Linked DNA regions of Homo sapiens: region 2 is linked to region 1. A link is a contact called in ENCODE Hi-C or POLR2A ChIA-PET data. All regions are on one chromosome and are shown on one strand. Each heading gives the region's core, a stretch centred on a gene start or an enhancer-like site at or near the end of the contact. The rest is flanking DNA. Distances are from core to core; before and after follow the strand shown. Region 1 overlaps LOC105373032 (a long non-coding RNA gene). Region 2 overlaps RPS19BP1 (ribosomal protein S19 binding protein 1).

Region 1 (5,429 bases), core at 1,819-4,318:
ACATGTGTGTGCACTAGTAATTGCATTTCTGCTTTGTGTGCTCTGTTATCTGATAGAGGAGCTTTGTCAATATCCTTTGGATCTCTCTCCAAGCACAGTCTTCATTATGATCTGTGAGCTGATTTACGGTCTTCTTGGCAATTTTACGACTGATATCTAGGTGCATTTGCTAAGAGGACAGCAATTTAGAATGATGTTTCTGTAGCTTTAGTCTCCTCCGCACCTTTAATAAGAAGAATAATCAATTTTACATTAGAAAGTTATTTTGTGCTTATTCTGGAAAAATGGAATTGGTTGCTTTTTCTAAAGATAATGAGAAACACTTTTTATGGCTCCAGACTACTATATATCAGCATTTTCATTTTAACAGTAATATATCGAGGACTAGGGGCAAATGGATTGCTTGTCCAATAAATGAAATGTTCAAGTATTCCTCACTGAACTTAGACTCACAATTTTCATTTATGGTTGCATGTGTAAAATCACCACTCAAGAACTTGTTTGTCCTTGAATATATAGTTTTGTATTTCCATAGTTATATTGCAGAACCATTTACTCATTATGTTTACAGTGCCCTTCTGAGGATTTATGCTGCCATTTTCATCATTACTTTGCATTTTATAGAACCTCTTTTTAGTCATTGATCCATTTTGGTGAATTGGAGATACAGTGTGACATATCTACTACAATAACCATGAAAATTAAAAAATAACAGACATAAACTATAACTTGCAAGCGAGAAGCCCTATGTGAATATGATTTATTAATACTTTGTTTTAAGTCTCTTTCCCCTGGTTCTCACCTATTGAAGCTTTTTGCTTTTCTGTCAGCCAAGAGGTGCCAGGTAGGTAAGGAGCATACTGGGTAACTGTGTACTCCGTGCCCAGGCCTACTCATGCCTCTGTGGGCTGGGCACTGATGCAAACTTCTGCCAGGCATGGCCCTCTTAAGTGGACAGGGGATAGAAAAATAACCTAGAAATGATGACAAATGTGGCTTCTTTCCAATGATCACATCTCTTCCCTTTTCCTTGGCTTACTTATTGGTTCAGACCTTCACAAAGAAGTTGACCAAGTGCAGTGACAGGATGATGTGCTGGTCATCATCCTGTCGCTACACTGAAACATCCCTTTCTCCCTTTTTGGGCCCATGGTGGAGTCAGGCTTTCCCGCATCATTGAGGTTAGGTGTGAACACGTGATTTGCTTTGGCCAATGAAATGGGAGTGAAAGTGACACATCCCTGCCAGGTACAAGCTTTAACGGCCAGGGAACAACGTGCGTCATCACTGCCTTGACCCTGTGGTCAATGTTCCAGACAGGGGTCTGTGTCAGCCTGTGTCCCTTAGTGAGGACTGGGTATAGACTGCCCCTCTCCACTTCATGGATATTTAACTTAAGCAAGAAAAAGGCTTCATGAACTTAGGCCACTGAGATCATGGAGGTTTGTTCCTGTAGCATAACCCAGCCTCTTCTGTCCAAAACAAGTGGGTACACAAATCCAAAAAGGACAGAAATCCCTTTGCCCAGTTCCCTTCCTGAGAGCTGACACTGACTGGCACCCAGCCTCAGCCCCAAGCCCAGGGCCCTCGTTTATAGACACTCATCTGTGTCCAAGTTTTGTTCTTCTAGTTGCCATTCTTCCATTTTCTCTTTGCCAGTAACACACAAAAAATGAGAGATTTTCTCAGTATTGGTATGGATTTTCAATTAACAACAACAAAAACAACAAAATACTCCCAATATAATAATTCTTTTTTTTTTTTTTTGAAACAGGTTTTCGCTCTGGTCACCCAGGCTGGAGTGCAGTGGTGTGAACTCAGCTCACTGCAACCTCTGCCTCCCAGATTCAAGTGATTCTCCTGCCTCAGCCTCCCAAGTAGCTGGGATTACAGATGTGTACCACCACACCTGGCTAATTTTTGTATTTTTAGTAGAGACGGCGTTTCGCCATGTTGGCCAGGCTGGTCTCGAACTCCTGACCTCAGGCGATCTACCTGCCTCGGCCTTCCAAAGCGCTGGGATTACAGGTGTGAGCCACTGCGCCCAGCCTCCCAATAGGAGTGTTTAAAAACACTCATTTTTAAAAACGAGGCCGGGCGTGGTGGCTCACACCTGTAATCCCAGCACTTTGGGAGGCTGAGACGGGCGGATCACCCGAGGTCAGGAGTTCAAGATCAGTCTGGCCAACATGGCGAAACTCTGTCTCTACTAAAAATACAAAAATGAGCCGGGCGTGGTGGCAGGTGCCTGTAATCCCAGCTACTCAGGAGGCTGAGTCAGGAGAATCGCTTGAACCCAGGAGGCAGACGTTGCAGTGAGCCGTGATCACACCACTGCACTCCACTGTGGGCGACAGAGTGAGACTCTGTCTCAAAAATAAATAAATAAATAGAAACTAGAGTGTTGGGTCTAAGGGCGACAGTGGTAATTAAAACACAAAGATCAACGCACTGTTCAAAGATTCCCAGTGCGCGGCGCTGCTAGAGTCGCTGAGTCCTCACAACCCCGGCTCGTGGCGCGAGCCTGGTGCCACCCGGGCGGTGGTGGGAGTGTCGCGGCCCGGGGTGGGTGGGATTCAGGCTGCCGGGGGCGGGGGGGGGGGTTGCCGCAGAGGGGGCTGGGGAGGGCGGCACCCCCCCATTGCCCGTCCTGGGCCCTGCGTCCCCTGGCGGGCTGCGGCCAGAGCAGATGGCAGCACCGGCGCTGGAGGTGGCAGATCCCCGGGGAATGAGCAGCGGGATAGATCACTGGCTGCAGGGCAGGGGGCGCTGTGAGTCGCCCTGGCCGAGCTGTCGGAGAGGAGATTACTTAGCAGCTGGTAGTGAAAGGAGACGCCTGGGCAGATTGGAGCAGAACGGAGACTCAAAGCCGGGACTGGGGTGCCTGTTCTCACAGTCACTGACCCCCACCTGTTCGAAGACTGGCAAGATTCTGTGAATATGGGGGAGGAAGAGCCAATGATTCCCAGCAGAAGACGCAAGATTCTCCAGTGTCATAAACTGGATAGTATATGCAGAGTATGTGGAAAATGCTAGCTGGGTTGTTCCCCAAGCAATGCAAACACCATCGTCCCTTCCCTCCAAACCATGCCTTGTTTGTACCAAGGACTGCACAGAACTTGGAGTGTCACCGAGTGACAGAAAAAGGACCCAACACGGCGCAACCGCTCAGCCCGAGAGGCGGGTGTATTGTCGTCAACCAACATCTGAATGACGCTTGCAAACTGAATTTGCCGTGCAGGGTTTCCAACAGCAGGCATGTTTTCCAGATGCTTTGAAATCCTCTTTTAAAAAAGTGAATAAGAGGCCAGGCGCAGTGGCTCACACCTGTAATCCCAGCACTTTGGGAGGCCGAGGCGGGCAGATCACGAGGTCAGGAGTTCGAGACCTGTTTGACCAACATGGTGAAACCCTGTCTCTACTAAAAACACAAAAATTAGCCAGGTGTAGTGGCCCGCGCCTGTAATTCCAGCTACTCAAGGGGCTGAGGTAGAAGAATTGCTTGAACCTGGGAGGCAGAGGTTGCAGTGAGCCGAGATCATACCACTGCACTCCAGCCTGTGTGACAGAGTGAGATTCTGTCTCAAAATAAAATAAAATAAAAAAGTATACAAGGCTGGCTGAAGTGGCTCATGCCTGTAATCCCAGCCCATTGGGAGGCCGAGATGGGTGGATCACCTGAGGTCAGGAGTTCGAGACCAGCCTGGCCAACATGAGGAAACCCTGTCGCTACTGAAAATACAAACGATTAGCCAGGTGTGGTCGTGGCACCTGTAATTCCAGCTACTTGGGAGGCTGAGGCAGGAGAATTGCTTGAACCCAGGAGGGAGAGGTTGCAGTGAGCTGAGATCGTGCCACTGCACTCCAGCCTGGGCAACAAGAGCTAAACTCCATCTCAAAAAAAAAAGTAAAAAAAAGTACAATATTTTAATAAGCCAAAAGCCACCTTTTTTTTTTTTTTTTTTTTTTTTTTTTGAGACAGAGTCTTGCTCTGTCGCTGAGTCTGGAGAGCAATGGCATGATCTCGGCTCACTGCAACCTCCGTCTCCCGGGTACAAGCAGTTCTCCTGCCTCAGCCTCCCAAGTAGCTTGGATTACAGGCACCTGCCATCATGCCTGGCTAATTTTTGTATTTTTGTAGAGACGGGGTTTCGGCATGTTGGCCAGGCTGGTCTTGAACTCTTGACCTCAGGTGATCCATCCACCTTGGCCTTCCAAAGTGCTGGGATTACAGGCATGAGCCACCGCACCCAGCCACCACCTTCTTTTTTATACATCTTAACTGTGCCTCTCTTCCTTGTATTTTGTGGGTGTCATTTGTCTTTTCACAGCATTCAAATGTTTCTGTCTATTTGACATCAGTCTGTGGTTTATTTGTAGCCTTAAAAGTCAGATCTGGCCAGGCGTGGTGGCTTATGCCTGTAATCCCAGCACTTTGGGAGGCTCAGGCAGGCAGATCATGAGGTCAGAAGATCGAGACCATCCTAGCCAACATGGTGAAATCCCGTCTCTACTAAAAATACAAAAATTAGCTGGGCATGGTGGCACATGCCTGTAATCCCAACTACTCAGGAGGCTGAGGCAGGAGAATTGCTTGAACCGGGGAGTTGGAGACCTGGCAACAGAGTGAGACTCCGTCTCAAAAAAAAAAAAAAAAAAAAATCAGATCCACTTACTCTGAGATATTTTCCCCCATAACTTGTTTTTTCTTTCACAGTGCTGATGTGTTCAACAACATCTGAATAGTGGGAATTGGTGAAAAAGATCATTCTTGGACCCAAAGAAATTTTACATCCATTCCAAAACTTGTTTTATATAATTATAATTTTAATTTATAAATTTTAGATTTGGGCTAGTTTTGTATTGTCCAATAATTATTTTGACAAACGATTTACTTTGCTTTCTCAGGAATTTGTCAACTCATTTGTCTCATTTTTTTCTTTAAAAGTTTTTTTTTTAATTAAAGACTTTTTTTCAAAAGCAGTTTTAGGTTCACAGAAAAATTTGAAGATGCAGAGATTTCCCATATGTTCCCTGCCCCACACATGCAGAGCAGCAGTTTTTAATTTTAATCAAGTCCAGCTCATCAATTATTCCTTTCGTGGGTCAGGCCTTTGGTTATTGTATTTACAAAGTCATTGTCATAACCAAACTCATTTAGGTTTCTTCCTATGTTATCTTTGAGGAGTTTTATACTTTTGCATTTTACAATTAGATCTATGATCCTTTTTGAGTTAGTTTTTATAAATGGTGTAAGGTCTGTATCTAGAATCACTTTTTCTTTTCCATATGGATGTCCAGTTGTTCCATCACCATTTATTGGGCCAGGTATGGTGGCTTACACCTGTAATCCCAGCACTTTGGGAGGCCGAGGTGGGCAGATCACCCGAGGTCAGGAGTTCAAGACCAGCCTGGCCAACATGGTGAAA
Region 2 (5,429 bases), core at 1,649-4,148, 600 kb after region 1:
CCGAGGTGGGCGGATCACGAGGTCAGGAGATCGAGACCATCCTGGCTAACATGGTGAAACCCCGTCTCTACTAAAAATACAAAAAAAATTAGGTGTGGTGGTGGGTGCCTGTGGTCCCAGCTACTCAGGAGGCTGAGGCAGGAGAATGGCTTGAACCCAGGAGGCGGAGCTTGCAGTGAGCTGAGATGGCGCCACTGCACTCCAGCCTGGGGGACAGAGCGAAACTCCGTCTCAAAAAAAAAAAAAAAAAAAAAAAAGTCAGCCTGGCAGGAAAGAATGGGGCACACACCAAGTGCCACAGTCCCACTGCCTGTGGCGGAGGCCTTTGCCCAGGCTAAGCTCTGAGCCTGCAGCTGGGCCTCAGCAGAGTCCCATGTTGCAGTCCTGGCCCACTCCTGCCTGGCCCCCTTGGCCAACTCCTCTAGTAGCAAAGAGGGCCAGAGAGTGTGGGGGCTTGAGCAGCCCATCCCACTGTGGAAGACACAGGAAGCCATGGCTGGGGCCCTCCTCTGGGTCATGGGGTGGCTTCCTCAAACCCTGCTTCCCCAAACCACCTGTGACGCTTCCGGTGCTTTCATACCCATCCATGATGTCTAGACTGAGGGAGGCCTCCTGCTTTGTCCTGTCGGCCCTGGGTTGAAGTGACAACTCAGTGTCCTCTTTTTTTGAGACAGGGTCTTGCTGTCACCCAGGCTGAGGTGCAGTAACGCCATCTTGGCTCACTGCAGCCTCTGCCTCTCGGGTCCCAGTGATCTTCCCACCCCAGCCCTTTTCCCCACAAGCAGCTGGGACCATGAGTGCACACCACCATGCCCAGCTAATTATTGTATTTTTTTTGTAGAGATGGAATTTTGCCATGTTGGCCAGGCTGGTCTTGAATTCCTGACCTCAGGTGATCCACCTGCCTCAGCCTCCCACAGTGCTGGGATTACATGTGTGAACCACTATGTCTGGCCTCAGTGTCCTCTTATTTGGGCCCTGTTGGTCACCAGGTCCTGGCCATCACAGCACCTCTTCGGCCCCCCATGGGGACAAACCCTCTCTCCTCCAGTGCTACCCCAGTCACCCCAGCTCCCTGCTGCCTTCCAGACAGCTGCACCAGAACTGCTCAGGGTGACAGTTAAAAGGCAGACTCCTCAGTGTCCTGTCCTTGACCCACTGGACCAGAGTGCCAGCAGTAAACACAAATGACTGTCACCCAGAGGGGCATGGACAGGCACCCAATAGTGTTATTTGGCATTAAGTGTAAGATTTATGGGGAAGCTCACAAGTGGGGAAGCAGCAGGACCCTGGCTCCCATCCTCCTCGTGGGACAGTGCCTGTCACTCTGCACTCTACACAGGGAGGGAGCAGGAAGAACACCTGGGCGATTATGTAACAGTGGGCGTGTTCTTGTTAGAAAGGGGCCCTGGGCCTATGGTCAGCCTGTTCTTCCAGGCGCTAGAGGCTGAGTTGGCTTTTTGTTAAGCCGCTTAAAATATTAAGGCCACTAGTCTCCACGGATATCCAAGTTTCTCTGCCCAGTGGGGTCATTACAGCCCAGCAGGCAGGAAGAGGCCCTGGTCTCTAAGGTTTGGGGTCACAGCACACTCCCTCCCCATCCCCCTGCTGATGGAGGTCGCCTGGAGACAGGACCTGACTCCAGCTCTGCCCCCGGAAGATGTGTGGCCCCCTCATGTCCTCATTTAGGATGGAACACGGTTAAAGACCAGGAACAGACCACCCAGGGCAGTGGGGGAGCAAGTGCTGTTACAAATAACAGGCCCGAAGGCAATGTCGTCAGGGAACCCAGGGAGCCAGATGTCACTCCCATCAAACCCAGCCTCAGGGGACTGCCAGGCTCTCGACCAGCAGCAATGGGAGTCACCACAGCAAAGGAGCCCTTAGGCTATGGTGGGGAGGAGAGAGTTTAGGAGACAAAAGCAGCTGCCTGAAGGCTTCCCAGGTCCCTTCCCCTCAGGCCCCCTGATGAAAGACTCCTGGGCTCTCACTTCTCACCTCTCCTCCGCTGGCCCTGCCTCCGCTTCCGCCTCCTGTCTTCACTCACACAGTCATTCAGTGCCTGCCTGTCCTTCACCTCCTGATCCCACCCCATGCCTGCTGGAAGGGTCCCGCCTGCCTCCCCTCGCCTCCATCCTTCAGCTCAGGCACACCTGAGTGTGAAACCGTTTCTTCAGGTTACCTCCTGAGTCCTCTCTACTGTCCCCTCCCCACTATGACAGGCATTTGACCCCACCTGGCTGCTCACCAGAGCATGAGCCAGAAAAGGAACACACCGGGTGAAATGCTCCGCTCATGGCGGACTCCACGCTCCCCGGGCGCAGGCGGAAGTAGCAACACTCCCACTGCCGGACCCAGCCACCTGCACTGGAACTGCTCCCAGCAGCTATTTTTGCCTCAAGAGTCACCTTTTCAGCTGTGGTGGCCATCCCCAGAGGAGGGAGGCGCCCCTGGCAGCAGAGGTGGGTGTTCTGATGGCTGCCTGCCGGGGCTGGACTGGAGGACTTGTGACCCGGAGCTCAGAAGCACGCTGGGAGATGGGGAAGGCAGCGTGGCGCTTTGGTGCCACAGGAGATGGGAGACACCCTGTGGGGCAGACCAGCAGCAAACACAGCTCTTGGGTTCACATTTATTGTAACTTGGAAGCCCACCCTTCTTCCTACTCCTGGAGCTGTCGTCCCCAAGGGCTCAGGAATTAGCCTTGCTCCACAGCAAACAGCCCAGAGGCCCCACCTGGGCAAAAGCAAACAAAACAGATACGTTCCTTTCCGGCAGGTGCAGATGCTCTGCCCAGGCCTGCGGAAGCCAGCTCCGGTCTGTGTGTAAATCCTCCCCAGGACTTCCGGCCCACCAGCTCCATTCCAGCCTCCACTCGGCTCAGCTCCGCGGCTTCCTCGAGCCAGGCTGGTCCTGCATCGCCATCTGCTGGCCGCGCGGCACGGCCGGTTCCTGGAGCCAGCAGGAGTCGGAGGCTGCAGGGCTTGAAGGCCTCTTCACCGTGCCCTCCAGGGAGCCTAGCTGCCGAAGTATTCCTGCTGGAACTTCTGGAAGTCTTCCTCGGTGAACACGGTGCCCTCAGCCTTCTTCTTCTTGGTCTTGGCCACAGGCCGGTCACAGGCCTTGCGGCCCCGGTTCTGGCGCAAAATCTGGCGAGGGTGCGGGACCGAGGGCCCATCATTTCAAGAGCAGAGGAGGCCCGCAAAGGTCACAGGGGAGTTCGGCGCAGGGCAGGGCTGGCCCAGCCTCCCACCCTATGCTCAGGGCTGAGACCGCCATGGGTCCCTAGGGGAACAGCCTCGGCTCTCACCTCCCAGGTCCCTTCCTATAGTACCCTCGACCAACCTGCTGGCTCACAGACTCAGCCACGGTGCTTCTCGTCCTGGTCAGAAACTTCAGGTTTACTCTGAGGTGGTCTCGACACTCTCGCTTCCGGTACTCGTCTGTGGGTAGCAGGCAGGGAGCACCATTTCAGATTCACTCCCCCTGGAACCATTCTCAGTCCCTGGCCCATGGCCCTGCCAAAGACCTCATCGTTCCCTTCCCAGGTTATTACAGCGGCTGGGCTCTTCTCCATCAAATGCATTCTCCACACAGGTCCTGCTGAAAGCCCCAGGCTCTTGGCCCCCACCCCCATTTTCCAACAATTATGTCCTGAATACTACTCACCAAGGGAGCTACTCTGGAGCTTTCGCTTCAGTGAGAGATGAAGGACAAAGGACCCAGTATTTTAGAAGCGCAAACATTTCATGGAGAAAAACAAAAGAGGAAACAGAAAAGGGGAATTCCAGGGGTGGAGGGTGCAATTTCAAATAGGAGGGAATGAGAAGGTCTCACTGAAATGACTCGAAGAGAGCTGTGGATATCCGGGGAAAGAGCATTTGTCTAGGTAGAGGGAACACCCAGTGCAAAGGCCCTGAAGCAGAAATGTGTCAAATGTGTTTGAAAAACACAAAACAGCTGGAATGGCTGGGTGCGGTGGCTCACACCTGTAATCTCAGCACTTTGGGAGGCCGAGGCAGGCAGGTCACCTGAGGTCAGGAGTTCGAGATCAGCGTGGCCAACATGGTGAAACCCCGTCTGTATTAAAAATAACGAAAATTAGCTGGGTGTGGTGGTGGGCACCTGTAATCCCAGCTACTCGGGAGGCTGAGGCAGGAGCATCGTTTGAACTCGGGAGGCTAGAGGTTGGAGTGAGATGAGACTGCACCACTGTACTCCAGCCTGGGTGACAAAGCAAGACTCCATCTCAAAAAAAAAAAAAACAAACCAAAAACAACAACAAAAACAGCTGGAGTAGGGGGAGTGGGTAGCAGGAAGAGACCAAGTTTGGCTGGGGGTGGGGGTAGGTCATATAGCCCTTGTCAGGCACCCTAAGACCGCCACCTTTTAGTGACTACAATGAGAGCCACCCAGAGGAAAAACAAGGAATGACTTCTGATTTTACACGATCACTTTGGTTGCTGTTGAGAACAAGATTACGGGGGGAGGGGCATGTGGAAGGCAGGAGACCGGCTAGGCTTCTGCAATAATTCAGGCAAGAGACGATGCAGCTTGGAGCAAAGTGGCAGCTGCAGAGGTGTTCTTTCCATTGGCTGCGAGGCTTGCCATTCCTCTCACTCAGCATCTATGTGCCAAAACCTGTGGTGGACACCAAGGCTGCGGACAAGCCCAAGGAGGTGTGTGCCTTTAGGAGCTTCCATCCAACAGGGGAGGTGGGTGAGCACCCAGGACACGACAGTGAGACAAGGGCTGGGACAGATGGGAATGACCTCTGGCACTCCACACTCCTGCTTCATGGCAAGTATCGCTGGGGCTCAAACCTGTCTCACTTTCCTGCCTCCAGACTTTGGCTTAAGTTGTATTTCCTCCTTGGAATTCATAATTCTTTTAACAAATACTTTAACATCTTTTATGCATTAGACTCTAGGGATTCAGACACAGTAAGAGCTTGCCACGTCCTGACACATGTCAAAATATCACCATCTTGCCTACACCAGCCCCTCCGAAAGTCTTTATGTCTATTAAGTGACACTACGTCCCCCAAGAAACTAGGCTCCACCTTCACAGCCAATTCACCACTAAAACCCCTCTAAAGGCTGAAATTCTCTGCTGCCCCCTCTTTAACATATTTTCCACCTGCACAATTCTCTTGTTATCTCTGCTGCTATAGCCACTGCCCAGGCCACAGCATGTCCTATTTCAATGGAGTAGGTAATAGCAGCACTCTGGAGACACAATGCCCGGGCAGCCACAATGCCTGTACCACCTGGGCAGGTGCCTTTTTCTGAATCTGTAAAACGGGGGTGATAGTAGTATCGACCTCAAAGGGCTGCTGTAAGGATCAAACGAGCTTACATTTGTACAGCACTTAGAATCAGCACCTGGTACAGAGTGTTAGTGAATGTGTTTAAATGCTCCATCTTTGATCC

Evidence for each region. A loop is a pair of places that touch in the nucleus more often than their neighbours do. ChIA-PET counts read pairs that join two places held with the same protein, here RNA polymerase II (POLR2A). Pooled maps may share reads with other maps.
Region 2: a pooled map shows a loop between it and region 1 (4-fold over the local background). The contact joins two enhancer-like sites. A Hi-C loop is called at or near these places in 1 of 50 pooled maps. POLR2A ChIA-PET finds 5 or more read pairs at or near these places in 2 of 52 experiments (Panc1 and WTC11).

The regions. Positions count from the first base shown.
Region 1 is chr22:38,924,728-38,930,156 of GRCh38, forward strand. It overlaps LOC105373032 (a long non-coding RNA gene), which reads left to right. Exons shown (of 3, transcript XR_938256.2): 3 at 1-1,732. Among named protein-coding and RNA genes, the nearest start is that of APOBEC3A, 30 kb to the right of the region's middle. Within about 2 kb of position 3,069, at least 18 of the 41 ENCODE cell types and tissues checked have a DNase peak (open chromatin) inside an H3K27ac peak, as active enhancers do.
Region 2 is chr22:39,526,478-39,531,906 of GRCh38, forward strand. RPS19BP1 (ribosomal protein S19 binding protein 1) reads right to left here. Exons shown (of 4, transcript NM_194326.4): 3 at 3,343-3,440; 4 at 2,616-3,146. The coding sequence ends at 3,015. Among named protein-coding and RNA genes, the nearest start is that of RPS19BP1, 3.6 kb to the right of the region's middle. RefSeq lists enhancers at 1,666-1,715, 2,136-2,365, 2,376-2,425, 2,446-2,665, 2,986-3,235 and 1 more. Within about 2 kb of position 2,899, at least 24 of the 41 ENCODE cell types and tissues checked have a DNase peak (open chromatin) inside an H3K27ac peak, as active enhancers do.